2 separate regions of the Homo sapiens genome follow, and region 1 is linked to region 2. The links are chromatin loops, found by intact Hi-C in ENCODE. Cell type or tissue: Panc1. All regions are shown on one strand.

The links. Peaks named below come from ENCODE experiments on the same cell type or tissue, not always from the same donor. Only the 100,000 strongest peaks of a DNase experiment are listed, where the experiment ranks them.
Region 1: a loop joins it to region 2, with 6 times the contacts of the local background. A loop is called at or near these places in 16 of 110 quality-filtered maps.

The regions. Positions count from the first base shown.
Region 1 is chr1:91,923,267-91,931,266 of GRCh38, forward strand. No RefSeq gene overlaps it. Among named protein-coding and RNA genes, the nearest start is that of BRDT, 22 kb to the right of the region's middle. In Panc1, CTCF peaks have their summits at 4,255 (motif pointing left) and 4,456; a DNase peak (open chromatin) is centred at 4,175.
Region 2 is chr1:91,526,835-91,534,834 of GRCh38, forward strand. The region is part of intron 4 of LOC102723436 (a long non-coding RNA gene); the gene reads right to left. It also overlaps the pseudogene WDR82P2. Among named protein-coding and RNA genes, the nearest start is that of CDC7, 30 kb to the left of the region's middle. In Panc1, CTCF peaks have their summits at 3,250 (motif pointing right) and 3,453; a DNase peak (open chromatin) is centred at 3,217; H3K27ac peaks cover 829 bases.

The DNA of each region.
Region 1 (8,000 bases), 400 kb after region 2:
TTAATCACGGCATTTACCCTGACCTGGTTAACAGGCACATTCATCAGGTGAATATCCTGGTCATCCCAAAGCTAGTACCACATGGCTTGAATACAAAGCACATCAGCTGCCTCATCAGGGGTGTTCCACTTGACATTTATAGGTGAATTCGGGCAGACCTTCTTCTCAGGATAAACAGACCTTACAGAGGCTTATATCCACTCCACCAGGCTGGCTGTTGCCTCAGGAATAACTTCCTTTTTTTTTTTTTTTTTTTTTTTTTTTTTGAGACGGAGTTTCGCTCTGTCGCCCAGGCTGGAGTGCAGTGGCGCGATCTCGACTCACTGCAAGCTCCGCCTCCCGGGTTCACGCCATTCTCCTGCCTCAGCCTCCCGTGTAGCTGGGACTACAGGCGCGCGCCACCATGCCCGGCTAATTTTTGTATTTTTAGTAGAGACGGGGTTTCACCGTGTTAGCCAGGATGGTCTCGATCTCCTGACCTCGTGATCCGCCCGTCTCGGCCTCCCAAAGTGCTGGGATTACAGGCGTGAGCCACCGCGCCCGGCCAGGAATAACTTCCTATGTGTCTGTGGGTCCTGCATCACCCCAAACATGTCCTTCCACTCTGCATTCTTCCCCTGAATTAGTCACTCTCATAATCCATTTTAGTAAAGCATCCTCAGGAAGCCAATGACACCAGTCTACAAAATGGAACGATTCCTTCACACTCTCCTTCTGGTTTCAATAGTTACTTGGTTTTGCCCTTCCTTCACATTGACTACCTTCTTGGTAACCACAGATCTCAGAGGCACATTCTGTTGTCCCTGTATAATTTTCTCCTTTGTGGGTGACTTTGAGGCTAGTGGCCTGAGCTCAGACAGACCCACATCTGAGGTTGGTCAGCCTCAAGTCCTGACCCAGCACCATCTTTTACTTTCATTTTAGCCATTGCAGATAACAATAACCAATGAATTAAATATCTTAACTCCACTTGTAACTTTTACCTTTAGTAACTGATCTCAACACAGCTGTGGCTTCATACCGTGGGTGACCACGTGGCCACCCAGAAATCAAAGATTTCTCATCCCCACCCTTTTATTGTTTCTCTTCCCAAACCACATGTTTCCATGAGTCAGAGCCATTCCAGCAAATCCTGCTTCACTGACATCAGTTGTGTAGGGAAAACTCTAACTGTGTTTTTCCTCTACTCTCACACCACAACAATCATCAACACAAAAGGAGACTTCTGTGACCATATGTATGGGTTTATTTTCCCCTGGACACCAAGCAGTGGACACCATCTGGGTGTCTTCTAATTCAGTTCCAACACTGTCTACCGGAATAGTGTCAGATCCCACAGGTTGAGACCAAGACTGGCCCCCCACCCACCCACACACACCAGTCTCACGTCCAGGCCTCCAGAACTTCTAACCAACTGGCTTCAAGTTGGGGTTCCTATGTCCCCCTCTTTGAGTTTGATTAATTCGCTGGAGTGGCTCACAGAACTCAGGGAAACACTTACTTGTGTTTACCGGTTTATTATAAAGCATATTGCAAAGGATACAGATGAAGAAACACGTAGGGCAAAGTATGGGTGAAGGGTGTGGAGTTTCCATGCCCTCCCTGGGTGCGCCACCCTCCAGGAACCTCTGTGTGTTCAGCTGTCTGGAATCTCTGTATCATCAATTTCTGCCTCCATTTTCACATGGTCTTCTCCACTTTTGTCTGTGTTTGTCCTCTGAGTGTCTCTTATAAGGACACTTGTCATTGGATTTAGGACCCACTTGGATAACCCAGAATGAGCTAATTTGAAGATTTTTTTTAAATTTATTATTATCATTGAGACAGAGCCTCCCTCTATTACCCAGACTAGAGTGCAGTGGCGTGACCTTGGCACACTGCAACCTCTGCCTCCTGGGCTTAAGCCATCCTCCTACCTCAGGCTCCTGAGTGGCCAAGACTACAAGCACACACCACCATGCCCAGCTAATTCTTGTATTTTTTGTAGAAACTAGGGTTTCACTATATTGCCCAGGCATGTCTCGAACTCCTGACCTCATGATCCACCTGCCTCAGCCTCCCAAAGTGCTGGGATTACAGGCATGAGCCACCACTTAGGCTGGGTGAGGTGGTTCATGCCTGTAATCCCAACACTTTGGGAGGCCAAGGTAGGAGGATCACTTGAGCCCAGGAGTTTGAGACCAGCCTGGGCAACATAGAGAGGCTCCATCTCTACCAAAAACAAAAAAATTTTAAAAATTAGGCCAGGTGTGGTGGTGCATACCTATAGTCCTAGCTACTCAGGAAGCTGAGGCAGGAAGATCACCTGAGCCCAGGAGCTGATCCTATGCACTATAGAATGTGCAGCTATGCACTATATATATGCAGCTATATATATGCAGCTATGCACTATAGCCTGGTGATAGGGTAAGACCTTGGAGGGGAGGGGAGGGGAGGGGAGAAGGAGAGGGAGGGGAGAAGGAGAGGGAGGGGAGAAGGAGAGGGAGGGGAGAAGGAGAGGGAGGGGGAGGAAGAGAGAGAAAAAGAGAAAGAGAGAAATAGAAAAAAGGAAGGAAGGAGAATAATAAAAATTTGCTGATTCCTTCAATTTTTTTTTCCAGTAAGAAAACTGAGGTCCAACAATATGAATAAAGTAACCCAAGGTCAACAGCTAGCAATGACAAAGCCCAGGCCCTCCATCTTAAAAAAAACTCATGCCTTTCCCCTGCCTTTAGTGATCATAACAATCACCCTGCATGTATGGATTTTACTTTCTAAACCACTATCATAATCATTATCTCATTTCATCTTCATACCAACTCCATGAAGCAGGTGTTATACTCATTTACACAGGAGGAAAGTGAGGCTCAGAGGCCAGGAATTTGAGGCCAGCCTGGCCAACATGGTGAAACACCGTCTCTACTAAAAATACAAAAATTCAGCATCACTTGCTGAAGGTCACATAACCCGTAAGCAGCTAAACTAGGACCACACCCAAGAATCCAGCTTCTGAAGCCTAAATTCTTTCTTATATGCCACATGGCACTATAGCAAAGTACAATGAATCAAGTGAACTTTGTTAAATCATTTTTCTGCCAATAGAAGTCTGTGCTAAAAGGACACCAATCAGTTGCTTACGGTAAACTTGGAAAACCTAACCAGCGGTTGGGCATGGTGGCTTATGCCTGTAATCCTAGCACTTTTGGAGGCTGAGGAGGGTAGATTGCTTGAGATCAGGAGTTCAAGACCAGCCTAGGCAACATGGCAAAACACTACCTCTACAAAAATTATAAAAATTAGCCGGGTGTGGTGGCGCACACCTGTGACCCCAGCTACTGGGGAGGCTAAGATAGGAGGATTGCTGGAGCCCAGGAGGTCAAGGCTACAGTGAGTGTGATTGCACCACAGCACTCCAGCCTGGGCGACAGAGCCAGACCCTGTCTCAACAAAAGAAAGAAAAAGAAAACTTAACAGCAATATTTAATGAATTTAAGTGCTAGTTTTTACATGTAGGTAATTTTTCTGCTATTTCACTTCAGTATTCCAGATCCATCCAGGGCTCAGTGCACGCACAATTCTCATTAATGCTCATGTGAATTGCATACACCAGCTCTCCACAGAAAATACACTCAAAAGCACTCATCATTTAAGAGGCAGAAACTTCCAGGTACATGCTGTCACATGATCAGGAGCCCTGACTGTCTTCCCTACTTCACAGGGGCATCATAAAATATTGTTTGTGGGCCAGGCACGGTGGCTCACGCCTGTAACCCCAGCACTTTGGGAGGCCGAGGCAGGTGGATCACGAGGTCAGGAGATCGAGACCATCTTGGCTAACATGGTGAAACCCCGTCTCTACTAAAAACACAAAAAATTAGCCGGGTGTGGTGGCGGGCGCCTATAGTCCCAGCTACTCGGGAGGCTGAGGCAGGAGAACGGCATGAACCCGGGAGGCAGAGCTTGCAGTGAGCCAAGATTGCACCACTGCACTCCAGCCTGGGCGACAGAGCGAGACTCCGTCACACACACACACACACACACACACACACACACACACATATGTGTGTGTGTGTATACACACATACGTATGTGTGTATATATACACAGTTTGTGAAAGTATTTTGTCTGCTATAATGTACTCTTCAAATATAAAGCAGTAGTATTACTGCTTCCAAAAGGTGATACAGAATAACGCTGCCATTGACAAAGTATGTGTGCATATTCTGCCACCTCGTGGCTAAAAGAAGAAATCATTTTTAATATTTATGCTTCTGGTATTAAGGTAAAATAAGTGAAAGGAACCTTGTTCATATTTTTGGAAACGTCGAACCAAGGCAGAATCTCATTCTGTTGCCCAGGTTGGAGTGCAGTGGTATGATCATAGCTTATTGAAGCCTCAATCTCCTGGGCTCAAGCGGTCCTCCCACCTCAGCCTCCCAGGTAACTGGGACCACAGGTGCCATGCCACCACGCTTGGCTAATTAAAAAATTTTTTTTGTAGAGACAGGGTCTTGCTATGTTAGTCAGGCTGGTCTCAAGTTCCTGGCCTCAAGCAATCCTCCCGCCACGGCCTCTCAAAATGCTGAGATTACAGGCATGAGCCACCACATCTGGCACCCAATTTATCCAATTAATTTCAATATTTACTGAATCTATTAACTTTATATCTTTAATGCAGTAGGAAAACACAGCACCGGAAACATAATTAGATAATTTAAATTTACTTGAACTAAAATTTATGACCTGCCTAACACCACATTTTTTCAAGTCAGGTCTGGTTTTTTTCAAGCATATATTCATTGCACATGAGAGTAGTTATTGGGAGCTACTCTGCTGGGGATACAGCAGAGAAGCCAGCACAAGTTCCTGCTTTCAATGGAGCTTACATTATAGTGGGGAAGATAAACAATAAACAGATAAATACAAAATATGTTAGTTGATGATGAATTTAATGAAGAGAAATGGAGTTGAGCAGGGGGAATCGAGTGTGACTGGCAAGGCCATGTGTGCTCCACTTCAGACAGGGCTGTCAGGGAAGGCCTGGGTGCAGGGAGAGTATTTCAGGCTGGGGAAACAGAAGGGGCAAATTCCTGATGCTGGGAAATATTTGATGTGATTGAAAAACAGCAAGGAAGCAGCAAGGAAGCCAGTGGAGCAGAGTGAGTAGGCGGGTTTTAGGGGACGAGGTCAGAGAGGTGGTGGGGATGCCAGCTTGGTGTAGCCATGGTTAGGACTTCAGACTTGGCATTGGGATTTCTAGGTGAGATGGGAGTCACAGTGTGATTTTAAGTAGTGGAGTGACCTATAATCCTGGGTAACTCTCTCACAAACAAAAGATAATACCAAATAACCTGAGAGACAAGTTTAATAGAATGCCTGGTGAGAAATGGTTACCATAAGAATATAAAATTGTTCAAAATATTTATAAAAACAGCTCTTTTAAGAGAACTCAGGGTTATAGAGAAAGAATGCATGGCATCTTTACACTGAAACAAGTTACATCAGGCTGGACATGGTGGCTCACGCCTATAATCCCAACACTTTGGGAGGCCACGGCGGGAGGTTTGCTTAAGCCCAGGAGTATGAGACCAGCCTGTGCAACATAGTAAGGACTCATCTCTATTAAAAATAAAAAAAATTAGCCGAGTGTGGTGGTACACACCTGTAGTCCCAGCTACTCGAGAGGCTGAGGCAGAAGGATCGCTTGAGCCCAGGAGATGGAGGCAGCAGTGAGCTGTGATCACGCCACTGCACTCCAGCTTGGGCAACACTGTCTCAAAAACAAAACAAACAACCAAGAAAAGAAATGAAAAAAAAAAGAGAGAGAGAGAGAGAGAGAAACAAGTTATATCAGGCAAACCAAAGCTATTTTTACTTAGGATTGTCTCTGAAAAAAAGAAAGCTTTCACAATAGTACATAAATTCTCAAGACACTCTTCAATGAAGAAATAAATACTTCCTGAATGTCCACTATATGCAGGTAACCTGAAAAGGCAGGTTACAAGACAGGGCTCCTGCTTTAAAGTCACCTATAATTCAACTGAGGAGATAAAACATATGCATATAAAATAATATCATAAGGAAACGTACAAATTCTGAAGGAGAGCTGGAGACAAGGCAGTGGCATTTGGCAGGAGGAGCTATGCTAATGCCGGGCTGCAGAAGAATGCAGGGTCAGGCAGGAATGGAGGCAGGGAAAACAGGGCAGGGCTGGGGTCCAGGAACAGTGATCTTGGTCTGGGCCAAAAGCCAAGAAAGACCAGGAGTCAAGAGGCCATACTTGGGATTAGAGACTCAGAGAATTTTAAAGGGGAAGAAAAATTGGAGATGATTGAATCCAGGTTTCCTGTTTCACAAAAGAGGAAAATCAGATCAATCAAGATTTCACTGGTTAGTGACAGAGCTGGTCCTAGAACAAAGACCGCTGAGTTTTTGTTTTGTTTTGTTTTGTTTTGTGTTTTCTGAGATGGAGTTTCCCTCTTGTTTCCCAGGCTGGAGTGCAACGGCGTGGTCTCGGCTCACTGCAACCTCTGTCTCCCAGTTCAAGCAATTCTCTGGTCTCAGCCTCCCGAGTAGCTGGAATTACAGGTGCCTGCCACCACGCCCAGATACTTTTTTGTATTTTTAGTAGAGACTGGGTTTCACCATGTTGGCCAGGCTGGTCTCCAACTCCTGACCTCAGGTGATCCACCCACCTCAGCCTCCCAAAGTGTTGGGATTGCAGGCGTGAGCCACTGCACCTGGCTGATCCTTGGGTTTTTAGTCCATTGCTTTTGCACATCACCACCAGGAAAATGACAGTGGACCTATGGAATTCTCAAAATTGCAAAGCAGGGTTGGAAGTGAGCCTCATGGGACCATGAAGAGAACACAGATCATCATGATGGGCTAGAAGCAGGATGCAGATCTAGGAATTAGGTGGTCAGCAAGATGGAAAGAAGTAGCTAGGCCACAGGAGAGTAACTGACCAGTATCTTGAGGACAAATTAAGTGGGCCCAATGCTTGGCAAGGGTAAGAAATCCTGACCCTGTAAACCTGAGCAAGAGGCACGTAGAGAGCAGACAGAATTCAGACTATTCTGAGATGGGGAGGGGCACAGGAAGAGTCATCCAGTGAGAAATCATGCACAGGGGAGTGGGGTGATGGAAAGGTATCATTCCATCTTTCCTAATAATGATGGTACAATCATTTGTCTTTTATTTGGTGGTGGTGGGGGAGGAGCGTGTAAACTGATATGCTTTGGACTTGGTTTTTAGTCTTTAAAAGTTATACTTTTTTGTCAGATATGACTCCTACATGGATAGTACTGGCTAATAAAAGATGCAACTATTTGGGGATATGAAGATGTGTCACCTTTTTTATGTCAGATAATTGAGGTTTTCTATCACTTTTGTTCTACAAAGAAATTGTTAATGTATGTTTCCCGTCAATCTTCAAGTATTACTAAAATTACTAGATCTTTTCTGAAAGATTTTATGGAAAAAAAAAGATTACTACAGAGAACAGACAGAGAAAGGAATACCCCCTTTTCCTATGGACCAAGAGAGAAGTTGGCCTACCCTGTTATTATCACTGAGGCAGGGGGAAAACATGGTCTTTTTTCTGTTCCAGGATCCAACACAGGATGATAATACATTGCATTTAGAAAGATGTCTATTGACAAACAGAAATTCTTAATTTTGTTTTGTTATTTTGTTTTGTTTTATTTGTTTGTTTGTTTTTTGAGACGGAGTTTCACTCTTGTTGCCCAGGCTGGAGTGCAGTGGCACAATCTTAGCTCACTGCAACCTCCGCCTCCCAGGTTCAAGCGATTCTCCTGCCTCAGCCTCCCAAGTAGCTGAGATTACAGGCATGCGCCACCACGCCCAGCTAATTTTTTTGTATTATTAGTAGAGACAGGGGTTTCACCATGTTGGCCAGGCCAGTCTCGAACTCCTGACCTCAGGTGATCCACCTGCCTCAGCCTATAGGTGTGAGCCACGGTGCCAGGCCTTGTTTTGTTTTTTGAAACAGATTCTCA
Region 2 (8,000 bases):
ATGTTGTCTGTGGTCTTTAAAGAACACTAACACCAGATAGAAATGTCAACTCTGTTCAGATTTTTTCCTATGTTCGAAGAACTGATGTTGCTGATTCCTAATTTTGTCAAATTATGTGTCTGAACTGTCTTCCTTTCTTGAAAGGTAGATATTACCAAACGTATACCAGATAAGTAATCAGAAGTAGTTAATATTGTGTCAAGTTACAGCACAGTTTTCAACAAAGTAACCACAAAGGTCAGTGCTAAGGCAAATATTTAGTAAACGATGTTTTAGCTATCTAAAGTAAAAAGGCATGATCTTAGGAAAGTGATTGCAAATTAAAAGAGAGAAAATTAAAAAACTGAAGTTTGGAAAACAAGTAATTGCAACAGTTTCAAGAGTTTAATCTGACCTGATTTTTTCTTCTGTAGAAGACAATGAACTAAAAGGACACAATTGTTCTCGATCTCTGTTTTGAGTGCTTTAAAAAATTAATATATGGAAGAGTTCAAAATGGGCAAAATAAAAACTTATTTGGAGAGCATACGCATAGTTTTTTTATAAAGCAAGAACGATGACCAGAAAACAGATGTAAATGGTTTAGAATTTCTATTTAAGCATAAACCATGTGCAAAATTACTCTTCCGAATTTAACACATCATGTGTTAGCCATTAGCTGATTCCATCTTGGACCCTACTGAAGCAATTCTTTAAGGAAAATAACAGGCTTAGCACTAGAAAACAACATATGAAGGAAAATAGGGAATAAATACTTTATAGATACATCTCTCTAGTTCTAGATTTAGAGAATGCCAGTGTTACTCCAGCAGGCAACCAAGAAGATGGATCAAGGAATGGGCTTCTGACAGACATCCTGAAGAAACTGAACACTGTCAGCTGTGGAGTGAGTAGTACAAATCAGAAAATGAAAGATCCATTGATTTCCTTCTAATCAGAATTTTTGCCTATGTTCTTTATCCACATTCTATTGATGTGTTTTTATACATGTATTCAATTATGTATTTGCCCTTTGTGTAAATTCCTTCCATAACTTCTCTGAAGACTGTAGCACATGATCTAGAAATGACTTTAGCTAGGACAAGACCAAGAAAGTAAATAAGAAACAGATGATCTGTAGCCTCACATTGTTATTTTAGCTCTGTCCTTAAGAAAAAGGAGCAGGGCCAGGGGAACCCAGCCACCTCCAAATCTCTCTAGACACTCATCTTCATGCTTTTCTACCCGGTAGAAATTTATTTCTTCTGGCGTGTTGCCATTGTCTCTATACTCAAAGCTCTGATTTACAAAATCAAAAAACAGTCACACTCTGTATGTGTAAGAGTAATCTTTAGGCAAGTATTAGCAATGTATCTTTAAAATACACTTTTCCCCGCAGTTTGTGAAATGAATGCCTGGTGTTCTGTGAGTGTCCTTTCTGTCATTTTAATTTTTTATTTTGAAACTCCATAGGTAAATGGTCATACCACATGTGTACTCCTCATAAAAAGGAATCTCACTATCACTTTTATCTTTAAAAAAATTAATTTGCTTTCTTGACAAAAGCCAAAACCTCTTTTAACAAGGGTGCTTATTTTCCTAAGTTTAGTACAATTTATTTGATTGAGAGTGACACCAAATGGTAAGAAAAATGAAATGCCTCATTCCTCTTACATAATCTCTTAACAGTAGACCACCCAACTTCCCCATAAAATGTAATTTAAATGAAGCCAAGATTCTAATGCCATGCTTTAGATTCAGAGTGGCCCCAAAGGGGCCTTTGGATTTTGTAGTTGCCATTACCTGGAATGCCTTTCCCTCTAATCTGTATATCCCACTTCCCTCTACAAAGCCTTCATTGATCAGTCCAAATGATCATGTCCTTGATTCCCTATACACAGTTTATAAGCTTCTTGAAAGTAGAGACTGTATTATATATCCCCCCACATTTTCCATTGCTGCATTTAGAAACTCGGGTCCTCAGTCAAAACTTGGGAGTTGACCAGGAATCTGACACCATGGGGTTTTCCAAGCTCCACCAGGATAATCCCATTCTAAGGACAGCTCCTGTCTTCTTAAAACATCTAAAGGATTATACTGTTTTTCCCTTGGTCATCTGTCCTAAGGCTTCTCAGCCCCGCAACCCCCATCCCATCCATCTTGGTTCTAATTTCTCTCCACTCCAAGTTGCTGGTGCTCCATTCCCATCGCTTTGACCTCAGTGAAGACAGAACAGCTGGTGGACATTTAATCTCTAACAACTTTTTACAACCTTGTATAAGAGGTAGGTAAGCAAAAATTTTACAATTCTCTATTATAGTCATGTTTTTAGCTCCTACTGTGTACCAGGCACCATAACAATTTAAAAAATCAATGTTTTAAGGTCTTGTATGTATAAAATACTATGGGAAAGCATAATATACACATTTGATTATGCTTTGCTAATGTGATTCATCTTCATACATGTGGAACCCTATTCATCTGGATTTTTCTGAGACAGCTTCAATTCCAAAAACTCGGTGTTCTGAGAATGCCAATGTTTCTGCATCCAAATTGCATTTTTAAGAATGTCTCTCTCAACTAGAAGTAGTACGAAATTGTTAGAAAGGCATTCCAGTTTTTTAGCTTTCAAAATATGTCCATTCTAATATATGTGGTACCGGAGGCTCTCTGCTTTGGGCACCAGCTGATTTGTATATTATTTAGTGAAATAGAGATTCTTCCCAATGTCTTTTGAGAACAAAATGGGATCTTAAGCACTTTCATTGAGGTCTTAAATGTAAATGTATGGATGTCACAACTGGGCAACATTTTAATGCCTCCTTACCATTTGTTGATTTAGAAATAAATCCTGATGGGAGGCAGCATAACATAAAGGAGACAGCCAAAGCCAGCTTTTCCCTGTATTGTGAGTTGCAGTTTCCTCATCTGGAAATGGGGTTTATGTTGCCTACCTCCTTGATTGGAGGAATGAGAGTATGCTCACTAAGTACAATGCTGACACAAGTACCTAATTGTTAACCTTCCCTCCTTCCTTTCTTTCCCTGGTTTCCTTTCATCTCCCCATACAGGGGAGCATTGTCTGAGAATATTCTTACATATTTCTTCCTTAACCTGTTTTAGTACATAAGGGCTTTTAAACCATTGAGTGGAAAATTGCTGTTATTTGACATACTGTGAGCCTAACATTGTAGTAATGCTAATTTTCTGCAAATTATGATCTCTCTGTCCATTAGATGGCAGGAGTTCCTTTGGCCATGTTCGGTGAGGAAGCTGCCCAAACACGTTTGGACTTGTGTATCAGTAAGGCTACTAAAAGAGAAAACAAGGTATACAAAATAAACTGGCTCTTATATAAGTAAAACAATTTTACCAGACAAAGGGAGAACTAGTAATAACCTATTACCCCCCTCATCTTTTCTAGTCACGAATTTCTTGTATTTTCTATTCCTTCTCTTCTGGGCTTTTGCATTTCCTGTTTCCTCTGCCTGGAGCACTTCTCCACCAAACCCCAGCTTCCTTCACCTAGCTAACTCCTCTTCATCCTTCAGGTCTCAGTTCAGCATCACTGCCATTAGGAAGGCTTATTTTACCTCTCCTTCTGAGTTCAGGATACCATATCCTTCCTCCACCCCATCCTGCTCATTGTATAGTACCCTGCTCATCATATAGTAGTACCCTGCTCAAATGTTGCCTCCTCACACAGGCATCCCAGTTTACTCTTACTTAGTGTCTCTTTTTCTGACATGTAGAATAGTGCTTGGGACAAGTAGACATTCAACCCTATGGTAAAAAACGCCTTTGCTCCCCCAAACTTTGTAGCTTCCAATCATTCCTATTGTGGCACTTATAGCACTACATTATCAGTCCTCTATTCTATAACACCACTAGATTGTGAGTGCCAGGACAACAACAATCAGGTCTATTTCATGCACCATTGCATCTCCAGTGCCTGGCACAGAATCAGGCCTCAATCATTATTTGTTGAAAAATGAGCACACATATAGTATACACATATGCACACAGTATAACTACAGTGAAGCAAAATTTTTTTGTTTGTTTTTTGAGGAGGCCAGTGAAGCAGAAGAGGAGAAATGGTAGCAGTGACCTATAGCAGGCTTCCTTTGCAATGACAGCATCCATATTCAGAATCAACCAGGTGGGCTTTTGATAGCAGTTACACTAAGTAGCTTTTTGTTTTTGTTTTCGTTTCGAGACGAGTCTCACTCTTTCACCCTGGCTGGAGTGCAATGGCGCACCATCTCTGCTCACTGCAACCTCTGCCTCCCAGGTTCAAGCGATTTTCCTGCCTCAACCTCCTAAGTAGCTGGGATTACAGGTGCCCAACACCATGCCCAGCTAATTTTTGTATTTTTAGTAGAGACAGGGTTTCGCCATGTTGGCCAGGCTGGTCTCGAACTTCTGACCTCAGGTGATCCACCTGCCTCGGCCTTCCAAAGTGCTGGGATTACAGGCATGAGCCACTGCATCTGGCCCACTAAGTGGGTTTTATGTTGACCTGAATTTTCAATGAATGAATTTAGAATTAATGTCAAACTTTGTAGGAAGTTGAACATGGCTTGCAGAGCAAGAATTTGGGAGGCCACAGAAGGTTTGAAGAGATAAAATAGATGTTTTTGAGCAGCCACCTGGTGACCAGATATAGTGATATAAAAATATGCAACAGAATAACCTATATGAATTTAGATAGTCAGCTGTAAGAAATGGGCTGAAATATAACAGTTAGAAAAATACTCAGATTTAAACACAAGAATACTTCACAAGATATGCTCTGGGTCTTCTTGTTTGCTTGCTTGTTTGTTTGTTTGTTTGTTTGAGACAGAGTTTCACTCTTATCACCCAGGCTGGAGTGCGATGGCACAATCTTGGCTCACTGCAACCTCCGCCTCCCAGGTTCAAGCGATTCTCCTGCCTCAGCCTCCCAAGTGGCTGAGATTACGGCATGCACCACCACACCCGGCTAATTTTTGCTCTGGGTCTTAGGTAGCAAATGATGTTCATATATGAGGCCTCCTCTGTGAAGGGCCCAGGAAAAAAGTAGAACATGGCTCCAGCCAGAGTCTCTCAGAGTCAAGAAGGGCCTAGGGTCACTTCCATTTTTTGGATCCCAAAATTTTTTTTCTGTTTAAGACTGTAACATGGAAAAAATGTTTGTATGTTAAGCACAAAAGGGACATAAAATTGTATAGACAGTAGAATAACGACTATGTAAACACACCAAAAATCTATGCACAGAAATGTGTAGGGGAACATTTAACACCAAAAGATTAACAGTGGTAGCATTTGGGTGGCAAACTGATTATTTCTAAAATTTCCAAATTTTCCTTAATAAGCAGTAAGTATAATTGCAACTGGAAATAATTTTTTAAGTACCCCTCTGGCTGAGGAGTGCAGTGTCACTATCAAATACACATCAGTGGTTTTGGCCGTGACTCCTAAGAGGATGGCAAATGCCGCTGCCCCACTCCCCAACCACCCCCAAGAGAGCATGAGCACCTCTGGCTCTGCTGAGAGAATCTTTGCAGCCCCAGCCCTCAGAATCTCTTTTCTTATTCTGCCTTATCCCCCTACCACATCATCTCCACTCACTGCCAGCTATATCTTTTCCCTTTCCTTCTTAACTCAGGAGGCAGGTTTGCAACTGCAGGACCCAAAAATAGAGGCCATGAGGTGGCATGTTTTCAAAGAACATGGTGCCTCAGTTTGGGACACACAGGAACTCAAATACAAATCATTTTCCTGCTGCTGGGTAAGTCATGCTTGGTGGCTGCTCTGGTTGCAGATACGTGAAGTTATATAGCCTTTCCTGTTAACCCACGGTTCCAAGCACTCTCTCTTAACAATTATTTCTATCATGAACTTTCTACCCTGAAAAGCCAAGGGTGGGTACTAACAATTAAGATCATTTGGTTTCTAAAAGTCCATCCTCTCTGGGAAAGCAGAGCTATACAGTGGGTGGCATCCTGCAGATTCTAGTCTACATTTGGGAAAGGTGTACACCTCTTGCACTTTCAGTTTAAGGAACAAGTCAAAAAGTAATTGCTTTAAAAAAAACAAGTGCTAGCAAGTCATAACCTTGCTGTGCCTCAGTTTCTGGATCTGCAAGGAGTGTTGCCTGCATAAATATTTGTTTAGGAACTTAGTAAAATGACATACCACTCTCTCTGCTCTAAGAGGGACATCAGCCAGCTACAGCTCATCTCACTCAGCCTGGGCCTGACCAGAGTCCCTTCCTCTTCCAAGAGAAAGCGAGGAAAAGCAGCAAGCAAGCAGACATACCAGGTAAATGGGAGTGATCTATCGTTGGCAACGAGGCCTCAAACAAACTGAAAATGCTCTGGCTCCAGCACCCTATCCCCAAATGCCACAAGCCAGACACAAAAGCCATGCAAGAGTGACTATCACACACACACACACACACAGGCACAGAGTACCACCAAGCAAAAAGGGGGATAATACTGCAGAGAGGACCCCAAAGTGCGGCTTGAGGAACACAGGGAGTCATCCAAGACCCTCACTTAGCTGCCATGGAAACAGCAAGCACTATAAGCTTTGCTTCATTCGGTCTTCCGAAATGAAAACATTAATAGGGAAGACTCACTAACACTTGTGGCAAACACTATTAGCAAGGATGCAGTCTGTCTCCTGGGCTGTGGGACTCCATCTGCTTCAGCTGAACTCTCAGAAACTACAGATGAGAGCAATACATGCATATGCACACACATGTATGCATATCTGTATGCACACAGATGTATTTAAATGAAGGTGCATACACTGTGCTAAAATACAAACAACAGAAATCAAAGATCATATGCAAAAAGGCTAAATATAACATAACACAGGCCTAGAACCAGCTCTTGGTCGGGAGCTGGGGAAAGGGGTGCTATCATCTAAAGACTATGTATACAATTTGTGGTGGGCAGGGAAGGCATCAGTGTAAACAACTCAGACTCACTTCACAACACTAGCCCACAGCAAAGTGTGATGTATCTCATATACAAAAATAGACTCCCACCTTGCTTTTGTACAAACCAAGCTTGGTAGGCATCTAGGAGGACCGTGAGTTTGTCTTGATGACAGGGCACTGCACCAGGCTGCTGCTAAATCTTCCCACCCTAGGAACTCACCTGCTACCCTCCCCCTTCCTTCCCTTTCAGGCCCTTTTCCCACCCAACATTTACAGCCTGAGGCCTGCCTGACCACCTAGCCTCACACAACTAACTGCAGTGACTAACTGCACAGCTTCCTACAAGCAAGGTCCTTCTGTATTTGTCCCTTTCTCTAACCCAAAATATAAGAAAACATTTCTGTAAATGTTTGGCACCTAAGAAACATGACGGTTGTGGATAATGCCACAAGTACACAGGGAGACCCAGTAACAAGACATGCAGGGTGAGGGCAAGGGGCACTGAGCTGCTCCAGCATTTCAAAGCCAGGACTGTGGCTTCCCATACATTTAGGGGGGTAGGAGAAGGGATGTGCGGAACTGAAGACTTCACCGGCTCCTCAGCAGCATGTACATTCAAATTGAAGATGCTTGAGCCCCACTATACCCAAATTAGGAGTCTGGTCACTCCTCTAGCAGAGCTTGGTGCAGTGACAGCTAGAAAAGTTGAGTTCCAATTGAGTCTGTTGCACCAAGAGTCCTTTTGAAGATGCTCAGCAAAGTAATTCTTTTGAGCAGATGTACAGCACATCCATGGGAAGGCCATGTAAAAGGATGTTCTCCAGCACAGTCAAATGATCCAGTCCCACTATTATCTCAGTCCCCTCTGAGTTTCTTCCTGCTGGCGGCCCTCACTGTACAGAAATAGCCAAGTAGCATCAGGGTCAGTCATCAATGGTGGGCAACCAGAAGGCCATGTTGGTACACCCGCTGGCAAAAGTCACAAACTTGGGGTTGAATTGCAAACAGGTAATTGGGCCTGTGTGTTTACCATCCAACCCAGCTACTTTTATACCACTCTCTTCATTCCAGACATGGATCTTGCCATCCTCTG